2 separate regions of the Homo sapiens genome follow, and region 1 is linked to region 2. A link is a contact called in ENCODE Hi-C or POLR2A ChIA-PET data. All regions are on one chromosome and are shown on one strand. Each heading gives the region's core, a stretch centred on a gene start or an enhancer-like site at or near the end of the contact. The rest is flanking DNA. Distances are from core to core; before and after follow the strand shown.

The links. Hi-C counts contacts between places; a loop is a spot of excess contacts on that map. ChIA-PET counts read pairs that join two places held with the same protein, here RNA polymerase II (POLR2A). Pooled maps may share reads with other maps.
Region 1: a map of B cell shows a loop between it and region 2 (2.7-fold over the local background). The contact joins the enhancer-like site here to the promoter of RDUR in region 2. A Hi-C loop is called at or near these places in 3 of 168 maps with a recorded cell type or tissue (B cell, GM12878 and PC-3), 32 of 37 single-sample maps with no recorded cell type and 13 of 50 pooled maps. POLR2A ChIA-PET finds 5 or more read pairs at or near these places in 6 of 52 experiments (B cell, GM12878, RWPE1 and 3 more).

Annotation. Positions count from the first base shown.
Region 1 is chr3:102,035,338-102,041,151 of GRCh38, forward strand. No RefSeq gene overlaps it. Among named protein-coding and RNA genes, the nearest start is that of RDUR, 97 kb to the left of the region's middle. Within about 2 kb of position 3,439, at least 4 of the 41 ENCODE cell types and tissues checked have a DNase peak (open chromatin) inside an H3K27ac peak, as active enhancers do; they include B cell and GM12878, where a contact is called at or near this core.
Region 2 is chr3:101,939,085-101,944,313 of GRCh38, forward strand. It overlaps RDUR (RIG-I dependent antiviral response regulator RNA), which reads left to right and starts at 1,775. Exons shown (of 4, transcript NR_026934.1): 1 at 1,775-1,941.

The DNA of each region.
Region 1 (5,814 bases), core at 2,189-4,688, 98 kb after region 2:
TCTACTTTATGTCACCAGATAACAATGTCTTGAAACATGGAACCATTAAAAGATTATGTGGTGTATGATGCACAAACAAACTGTGGAATTCACAGGTACATGTGATTTGGCATAGGTGCTATAAAAAGATAAAGTTATTTGATAGCTTTTCCAATGAAATAGTAAACAATGAACACTATCCCTCCATATAGCAAATAAAATTCTAACTGATTAATGCATTTCATATATATTTTTTACAGTGCAGACAAATAGGATTTATATAATTTTGTCAATAAAAGATTTAAGCCAGTTATCAGTCTTCAAGTGTTTGTGATGGATTATTATGTGATAGACATTGAGATGGAAAAGAATCTATTCTTGTTTCTAGAGGAACTCTAACTAGAGGGACAGTGCACACAGACACACACACCAATCAAACATTGACTTGAGAGAGGAAAAGTGATTCATTAAAGACCCCCTACAAGATGATCTATTTACTCACTGGGTTCTAAGAAACTGAAGCAATTGAATCTTTCAGGGATTTCTGTTGCATTTTGATTGTCTGTCTAAGAGGCCTAGTTTTACTGAATTTATTTTCTCATACTATTATTATTATTAATTTTAAAGTTGACCATTTTTACCTTCATTTATAAATGATACTTGTTATGGTAAGGAATCATGACGTCAAAGATTCTGAGAGCAAACAGACTCTGGAGGCCACATAGTTCTAGAGATGAGGGCATTGAATCCCAGAGAGGTGATGGGTCTGGGCCAAGGCCTCATAGCTCTGCTAGTTGACAGTAGAGGCAGAACTTCTGTAGGGATCCTTAGCAGTACCGAAGGTGTTGGTCACTAAGCTGTACCTAGTGCACGGATGTGGGGAGTTGTGCTTCTGTGACTGTAGAAGAAAGAGTGGGGGAAAAAGGGAAGTTAAACCCTATCCTTCAGTTAACTAGAGAAGGGAAACTAGAAATTGATGAGAAGAGCAAGTATCAAAAAGATGCTAAGAGAGCCTGAATCTCTAGATCCTTGATTTGGTCATAATTCCAAAGAAAGGACTTAAATGTGTTGAATTTGAGAAGTTATTAAGATTTGGTGTTGACACTATAAGTTAAGTATTAATGAAAAAGTTACCAAGTATTGCATTTTAATATTCTTTTTTTCTTTTAAATTGCTAGCCAGAAATCACCTTTGAAATATGTGTTCTGTATAATAATTAAGCATTTATTTTAAAATAGAGCTCTGTTTTATTGTACCAGATAAGGAAGCACACTTATTTCCATCTCAGTAAACTGTACCTGAAACGTGGTTAGTGAACTGAAAATCAAGACCATTACTTCATCTTGCTGAGATATTTTTGGAGCTAATTATCAACAAGTCTTATAATTTTAGGTTATCACATTTGATATCCATGATATCTAGGTCCCTATGGAAGCTATGGAAGTTCTTGATAAATGGGTTAAGTAGCAAAGAGATAAGAATGAGCCCTGTGTCAAGCCACTGGGCAACTAACTCAGGTGGGCACAGATTCTGAGCCTGGGGAGTTTAGTCATTCAACTCTACGTTAAACCACTGAACGCCACTAGCATTTAGCCTCTACTTCTTCACTGGTATTCATGGAGATTATGAAAGATGAAATGTATTATAAACTCTAAATACACAATAGTTATGGAGTTCTGCTCTTATACTTAGTTGAATTCTCAAAAATGGAAATGAACTCAGCCTCATATAATGTGTTCTTAGTGCATCCACGATGTCTTCTAGTGACCTATCATTTCCCCTTCTTAAGTTCACAAGCTATCTGTTTATTAATGTCGTGGATAATATTTTATTTCTTTTTCTTTTTTTCTAGACACAAGGTCTCACTGTGTTGTTCAGGCTGGTCTTGAACTCCTGGACTCAACTGATCTGCCCACCATGGCCTCTCAAAGTGGTGGGATTACAGGCATGAGACATTGTGCTCAGCCTGCCTTTGATAATATTTTCATTATTTGAGTTTGTGAAATCTAACTTCATTCTTCTTTTGAAAACGGAGACCTTAATTTGCTTTTCGTCAGTTACCTGGCACAGCTAGCCTTCTCTGCATTTCTTTAAAGATTCTTGAGATTCTTTCCTGTCTCACTCTCTCAAAGAAAATAAGTATAAGTGAATTACCACTAAGTACAAAGAACATTAAATTTAAACTTGCATGTTTCTAATGGGAATTACCATTTCCAAAGCAATGAGTGTGTGTGACTGTGTGTTTATGTTCATGTCAACATAAATATGTGTTTATGTTGGAGAAAAGTTTACGGCAGAAGAAGGTACCAGTGGCTTACTTTTATTCTCCCATGGTGTCTGAGGACCAGGAAAGAGTTAGAGAAACAAGCCTCCATAAACGCAACATATGGAGTTAGAACCTCACTATGTTGAGCTTGCTTTTAACTTTATTTTCTACTTCTAGTTCTTATTGGCCAGAGTATAGGCTTTTAATGGGGAAGACTTATAGACCGAAAGAAATCAAGAATCTGCTGCCTTCATAGAACTCATTTCTACATTGCAAATCCTGAGTATGTTGACTTCAAGACCAATTAAAACAAAACCAAATTAAATAAACAAAAACAGCTCCAAACGCCAATGGTTATTTCAGACCACAGAGGGGTAAATAAAAGCTTGAATGCTTAAAACCATTGGTTTTGATAAAAGTTATTAGAATTGATGATGCCTCTGCCAAAAATTCACAGTGCCATTGGCTGATATGGCTTTCCCCCCAATTAAAGCTTTCATCTTTAAATGATCTGTGAATAGACAAGACCACATAGTTTATACTTGTTGAAAATGCTACCACATTCCCTTTTTTTTTGGACAAGGTCCTGCTCTGTGGCCCAGACTGGAGTGCAGTGGTATGACCATAGCTCACTGCAGCCTTGAACTCCTAGGCTCATGAGATTTCTTCATCGGCCTCCAGAGTAGCTAGGACTACAGGCCCAAACTAGCACACTGGGCTAATTTTTAAGTTTTTTTTTTTTCTAGAGAGAGTGTCTCACTATGGTGCCCAGACTGGTCTTAAACTCTTGGCCCCAAGATATCCTCACCTCAGCCCTCAGCCTCCCAAAGTGTTGGGATTACAGGCATGAACCACCATGCTTAGCCCCACATTTCTTTTTTCTTTCTTTGTTTCTTTTTTTTTTTTTTTTTTTAACCTTTGTAAGCTTGACATTGTAAAGATTCTTCTAAATTAAGCTATGAGGTTTGCTATTTTGGGCACCCTTCTCGGCAAGCCCATGCCTTGTGACATTACTTCTGCTTTGTTTACCAATAGTGTGTGTCAGGGCTGCTGGTTGTGGCAAACTCAGCCACAAGAGAAGAAGCTGAGAGAACTTTATCTCTCTCACTTGAAGGCACCAACATACTGGAAGGGGAATCTGGAAGATCCGGTGGTCATAAGACATATCATTTATGCATGGTAACTTCTCTCCTAATGAAGTTTAGCAACTAAGATTGTTTCTGGTTTCAGTCTGAAAGAAGGTTCCTATTCATGAAGTACTTCTTGTGTGAAACGGCACACAGTCATCATTTACTTCACAGCTGAACTTTGGTATGAGCTGCTTAACTGCTTTCTTTGACAATAGTTTTTAACCTATTTGCATATTTCCATCAGATTAATCTTTCCAAATCATGGTTCTGATTGTCAGGATAATGATGTATCTACAACTCCTGCCCAAGATAGAATTTCCTTCCTTCCTTCCTTCTTTCCTTCTTTCCTTCCTTCCTTCCTTCCTTCCTTCCTCCCTTCCTCCCTGTCTTTTCTTTCTTTCTTGGAGTCTTGCTTCTTTGCCTAGGCTGGAGTGCAGTGGTGTGATCTCAGCTCACTGCAACCTCTGCCTGCCAGGTTCAAGTGATTCTCCCACCTCAGCCTCTCAAGTAGCTGGGACTACAGGTGCATGCCACCATGCCTGGCTAATTTTTGTATTTTTAATAGAGATGGGGGTTTCACCATGTTGGCTAGATTGGTCCTGAACTCTTGACTTCAAGTGATCTGTCTGCCTTGGCCTCTCAAAGTGCTGAGATTATAGTCTTGAGCCACCACACCAGGCAGAATTTGCTTTCTATCTGGAAGAGTGAAGGAAAAAAAATCATATTTCTACTTTATCATCATTGAATATTTTCTTAATTGGAAAAAGCCTTACAGATAAATATTACTCCTTGGCAAAGAAAGCAATTGCCATTATAATACATCTTCGGGAGAGGGATATCCAAACTAATACTCAATTTACCAGGTAATCTCAAATTTTGTTCAGTTGACATTTGTTGAAATTATTTTACTATTGTCTACTTCATGTTTTCAGTCTGGCACAGAGGAATCACAGTATAAACACAATGTAGATTATATGTACAACTGAACAACAGATGTTAGGTAAACTTGTATTTTCAACATTCCATAAAGTTATCCTGAGATAACCATTTTTTAAAAATTAAAATTATTATAGTATGTAGTCTATTCACTTGTGACATAAAGAGCTAGTGCTCACCAAACATTGTATGTGTTTCCATTTATTTTCTAGCCTCTTTTGCCTTTCAGTTGGGGCCACATGCCTAGTTCTGGCCAGTGAATAATAAGTGGAAGAGGGGGCGGTTCCAAGATGGCCAAGTAGGAACAGTTCCAGTCTACAGCTCCCAGCACGAGCAATGCAGAAGACAGATGATTTCTGCATTTCCAACTGAGGTACCAGGTTCATCTCACTGGGGATTGTCAGACAGTGGGTGCAGGACAGTGGGTGCAGTGCACCAAGTGTGAGCCGAAGCAGTGTGAGGCATTGCCTCACCCGGGAAGCACAAGGGGTCAGGGAATTCCCTTTCCTAGCCAAGAAAAGGGGTGACAGACGGCACCTGGAAAATCAGGTCACTCCCACCCATATACTGCACTTTTCCGATGGTCTTAGCAAATGGCACACCAGGAGATTATATCCCGCACCTAGCTTGGAGGGTCCTATGGCCACGAAGCCTCGCTTGTTGCTAGCACAGCAGTCTGAGATCAAACTACAAGGCGGCAGTGAGGCTGGGGGAGGGGAACACGCCATTGCTGAGGCTTGAGCAGGTAAACAAAGTGGCCAGGAAGCTTGAACTGGGTGGAGCCCACCGCAGCTCAAGGAGGCCTGCTTGCCTCTGCAGACTCCACCTCTGGGGGCAGGGCATAGCCAAACAAAAGGCAGCAGAAACCTCTGCAGACTTAAATGTCCCTGTCTGACAGCTTGGAAGACAGTAGTGGTTCTCCCAGCATGCAGCTTGAGATCTGAGAATGGACAGACTGCCTCCTCAAGTGGGTCCCTGACTCCTGAGTAGCCTAACTGGGAGGCACTCCCCAGTAGGGGCAGACTGACACCTCACATGGCTGGGTACCTCTCTGAGACAAAACTTCCAGAGGAACGATCAGCCAGCAACATTTGCTGTTCACCAATATTCACTGATCTGCAGCCTCCACTGCTGATACCCAGGCAAACAGGGTCTGGAGTGGACCTCTAGCAAACTCCAATGGACCTGCAACTGAGGTTTCTGACTGTTAGAAGGAAAACTAACCAACAGAGAGGACATCCACACCAAAACCCCATCTGTACATCACCATCATCAAAGACCAAAGGTAGATAAAACCACAAAGATGGGGAAAAAACAGAGCAGAAAAACTGAAAATTGTAAAAATCAGAGCACCTCTCCTCCTCCAAAGGAACGCAGCTCCTCACCAGCAATGGAACAAAGCTGGATGGAGAGTGACTTTGACGAGTTGAGAGAAGAAGGCTTTAGATGATCAAACTACTCTGAGCTAAAGGAGGAAGTTCGAACTCATTGCAAAGAAGTTAA
Region 2 (5,229 bases), core at 525-3,024:
TTCTAAAATCTAGCAATTTCCAATTGCTGTTAAGACTTTCTTACTTAGGTAACCAGCCAGGATTTTAAACTCAGTGTATCTAAAATGAAGCCCATTAACTTATGTTCATCAAACTCCAAACTCCAACTGATTGTCTCTATTTTGTTTTTATAAATGACACCACTATTAATGAATCATCTTTCACAACTCACAAGTAATTTTTTATTCGTCCTTACTTCTCACACCCTGTGCCTACTAAATTATGGAGTAAGGAAGATTCTATAGGCTTTGTGGTACACAGGGTGGGAAGAGCATCTATTTTGCTGTCAGATAAGTCTGAGTTCAGATCATGGTTTTGCTACTTACTACCCTTTTGGTCTTGAGCCAGTTAGTTAAGCTCACCAGAGTCTTGATATCCTTATGTATAAAGCAGGGAATATAACATTCCCTACCTAGCCAATTGAGAGGATTGGATGAGAGCTGCACATTTTATGTGGAGTCCTAAATAAATACTGATCTCATTCTTTTCCCTAATCGTGGTTATGCCTCTCATACTCACTTTTCTTTTCCATTAAATGGAATAATATGCATCAAGGACCTCATGCAGTTCCTGAAATGCAGATGCTCATTCCACGTTTTTTTTCTCCTTTCTTCCTTCCGTTGTGGCCTGCTCAGTTCAGGACTGTGTTGCTTCTTGTCTGGACAATTGTTGCGGCTCCCGACATGGCTCTTGCTCCTGCTTCAGACATTTGGATTCACCGCATTCACTGCTGGTTGGTTTTTCTTCCTCATGTGTGCTCTGATTAGGACACCCTTCTGCTCAGAAGACTTCACTTATTCATCATTTCCAAGAAAATGAAGTAGGAAAACATGTGGACCAAGTTATCTTAGAGACATATGTGCCATGACTTTCTTACATGTGAGGTCTATTTTGGCCAAGTGGTACCATTCACTGTTCCTTCAACATGTCCTTACTTTTCTATTCTATTAACTTTCCTCCTGGGTCTAGGATTGACAACGATGCAGTCTCAATCTTTGAAATCTATTTCTACCATGATGCTTTCCCTGATTCTTTAAACATATGGGATTTCTCTCTGCTTTGGCCCCCAAAAGACTTTGCACCTCTCATGTTCACCTTAGTTCTCATTTTAGTGGTTATTTATTTACTTGTTCACACTTACCCATTCCTCCCTTCATGATACAATAAGGTTTTGAGCCTGTGTCTAATTAATATATCTATATTTTTAAGTAGCTAGTCTTGCAGGCCCTGAAAACCTTTTGGTTCAATTAAAATAGTTTAACTTTGATATACAGACCTATGCTTGAAAGTGAAAGTCTTATAGACAACAGAACCACTGTTTATGAGAAGAGAAAGAGAAAAGATAAGAGGAATAATAAGAAAAAAGGGCAGCTTCCTTGGGTTATGAGGTAATTATTGGAATTCGGTCAGAAAAGTAAGAAATAGAAATAAGTACGTGTCCCAAGAGAAGCAGCAATACCTAGGATTATGCTGACAGAGTGAGGGGGATTTAAAAGCAGTCTCCATTCTAATGCTTTTTAAATTCTCGGCATAGTGTAATGATTACTATTCCAAAACAGAAGATATGTTGGCAAACTGCCCTGTATTTGAAAATAGAGGAAATGCCCTGGAAAGAATGAGATGTGGTAAAGAGAGGAAATGACAATGTACTGAAAAGACTGGGCTGTAAGTCATCACAGCGGCGCCCTGAAACCCGATATGTCAGGCAAGCTGGTGGGATCCTGGGATCCCTCATGTAACGGCACTCATTCTGACAGAAGCAGAGATAAAACAGACTAAGTACACAGAGGAGTTTAAGGTTTCGTGAATGTAAGTGCTGAGTACAGAATGGTGCTCAATAAAAGCTTGTTAATTGATGGACCACAGGTTTGTGACAAGACTTCTCAGAGTCTGATTCTTTCAAGGTGGGATATAAGAGTAAGGTAAGCACCTCAGAAAATGCCTGGGGCAGGTCACTCAGTGTTGCTGGGACTGATGGTGTTGGCTTGGCTTGACTAGGATTTAATAATACAGATGTGCCTCAACTTATGAAGGAGTTAAGTCCCGATAAACCCATAGCAAACTTGAAATACCATGAGTTCAAAATGCATTTAATACACCTAACTGACTGAACATTATCGATTAGCCTGGCCTACCTTACTCATGCTCTGAACACTTACATTAGCCTACAGTTGGGCAAAATAATCTAACACAAAGCCTATTTTATAATAAAGTATTGAATATTACATGTACTTTATTGACTACTGCACTGAAAGTGAAAAACAGAATGATTGCATAGGTATGCAATCATTGAAGTATGGTTTCTACTGAACGCATGTTGCTTTCACACCATTGTTAAGTCGAACTAACACAAATCTTGGACGGTTTGTAGTCATATCTTACCCTTACATAAGCCACTTATTTCACAAACTTAAATCATAAGTAAGAACTTGGATATCATCCAAGAAGGCCTTTGAGTAGCCAAATTAAGTCCGATTAAAAAAGTTCTTTAAGATGAAAAATAGCAGTTTAACCCTGACCAGTCGTTTCTTCTGGTTAAGACAGCACACATCTATATGGTTGACAAAGTTTCATTTCATTATAAACTTGTCTAAAAAGAATAGTATTCAAAACACATTTTTAAGCATAACATAGAGCATTTACTGCTCCATTAGACACACTTTGAAAATCAGAAGGCAATCTCTGAGATGGTGTGGTTTTGGTGAATTCTGCTTAAGTTGCTTGGCATTCAGGTTTTGTGAGGGCTTGGGCTGTGATCGTCATCCCTCCAACAGCTTTGTGTGTCTGAGATTGAATATATACCCATAACTCAGGGAAAATTTGTTTACTCATCATTTTATCATCAAATACACCATTATAAGTTTAGCAAGCAAAGACCAAGAAAAAGGTTAAATTAATATTGATGTTTTAATTTAAATGCAAGATAAAAAAAATCTGGTTAACTTTATTCTCCTAAACAGTTGTTGATGCTTTTTGAACTCTAAAAATGAATTATTTGAAATGATGCCTTTAAAGCTTTCCTTTCTCTATTTCACTTTAGTTTCTACAAGTATATAGGCTTCTCTTTCTAAGAAGATTCAGAAATTATCTTTGAGGAAAACTTCAAGAAATTTCTTTTTGGCCTCTTAAACTGGGCTTTTCATTGAATTCTGGTGCTCTTTGTTAAAATTTGCATGATTGGTTTTTAAATAATTCTGCTAGCATCGTGGTCTCATACAATTATTATTCCAGGATTAACGAGAGTCACAAAACTTTTATTAAATATCCAAAATACTAAGAAAATCACTTTCAATCAGCATGTGAGAACAGCCTATGATTGCCTTCTGCTGATTTACTGCTTGTTTGGCATGTTTGGCAGGATATTGCAATCTTGCTTTCCACTACCAGGTTCATGTGGGAAAACTTAGGAACTGCTCCATAACTGTCACATCTGTCGCCGATTTCAGATTTTTCTGAATTTCCCTCATTATCTTCTGTATTTTCACTGGTTTCAAGTTTGCTCATCAAACTTCCTGTTTTTAACCACTGATCCATGCTCCCAGTTGAAAATGTAATTTGAAACTATTCACATAAAAAAGTTAAATGCAGTATAACTTTACAACATTAAAAAAACCTCAGAATTTGGGCTTATTTTGTGTTATGGAAGAATTCACTGTGTTTAGAGAATTAAGCATAAGTATGTATTTGTAACAAAAAGTATCTGGTCTCATAAACTGCAGTGATAATTTAACTGATCTGTGGGAATTGGGTGTGTGTCCATGCAAAAGTTTAAAAAAAACTCACTGTTTTTTTTTTAAATTGTATTTTATTTTTACATTAACAGATAAAATCCCAACTTTTTTATTTTATTTATTTATTTATTTATTTATTTTAGATGTGGTCTGTCTCTGTTGCCCAGGCTGGCCTCGAACTCCTGGGCTTAAACAATCCTGCCTTTCTCCTGAGTAGCAGGGACTACAGGTGTGGCCATGGCCATGTTTTTATTAATAACTACACCATTGATCTTAATGAGACAGATGAGACAGACTCATTAAAAGAAACCCAACTGTAAAGTCTCTGTGGAATTGCCCAGAGATTATGTAACCTGATAGACTAGCACTCTTCCTGCCAGGTAGTGATATTACCATAACCTATTCTCGTAGATATGTTTTCAGGTTTTCTTACTGTAAGAGTCATGTTTATACTATATGATGTGGTCCACTGTGATTGGAGCAGAGGTGATAACTTGATTGGCCTGGATCAATCAGATACTCTTCTATAATTAGGGAATTGGAACTAAAACCTTCTAGTTTAGTCTAGTTACATTTTATGGTAGTCAGAATGCTAAGATGTCCCTAATCTCACTGTAGCTGGATATGATGCTAACCTGCAGCTACTTTAGAAAAGAAATATTGGTGGATAACACTCCTTTAATACCCTCTGAGACATGCAGAAAAATCTGCTCCTTTGCAAAATATGCACTGACTACTATGTCTTTTTGGGTTCTTGTATCTACTTTTTGTGCTTTTCTGACTTGGAACTTTTAGCTCTCACTTCTTGTTGCCATTTTGGTGTTTATCCAAGAGGTGAAGAATAGTCATGAGTCTCTCCAGTTCTGCCCATTCTGGGTCCATACTTTCTATACTGGACTTTCTGAGCTTTTTAATTGAAGGTATACCACAAAGACATCTGATTATTGACAGCATACTGCATACTGATTTTCCAACCTACCTTGGCAGAGTTGGAGCCTTGCTTACTTTTAGTTCAGTTGAGATAATACTGGAATCTTCCAAAAGAAACTTTGACAAAAACTAGGGATGGAGTTTGGTGGGAGTGGAGGGGTGGGATGGTGGAAAAGCATAGAAATCAATGAATTCCTGTAGGGCAGGGTTCTGATCTGTACTTTATGTCCAGTCAAGATTCAGTTTGGCTAGGACAGCTTTAGGGCAGGTAGCCTCTTGTTCCTGGACTAACTTTAAACTTCTCTGTATTGGGCATATATATTTGAATGAGCACAAAATTTTTTCTTCTACAGAAGAAAAAAAGGTAAGTGGGATGTCATCAAAATTTAAAGTTTTGTGCTTCAAATAACATCAAGAATGTAAAAAGACAACAAATGGAATGAGAGAAAATATTTAGAAAGCATATCTCTAATAAGGAATTTGTATTCAGAATATATAAAGAACTTTTACAATTAACAATAAAAGACAAATAATTCAATTTAAAATTGG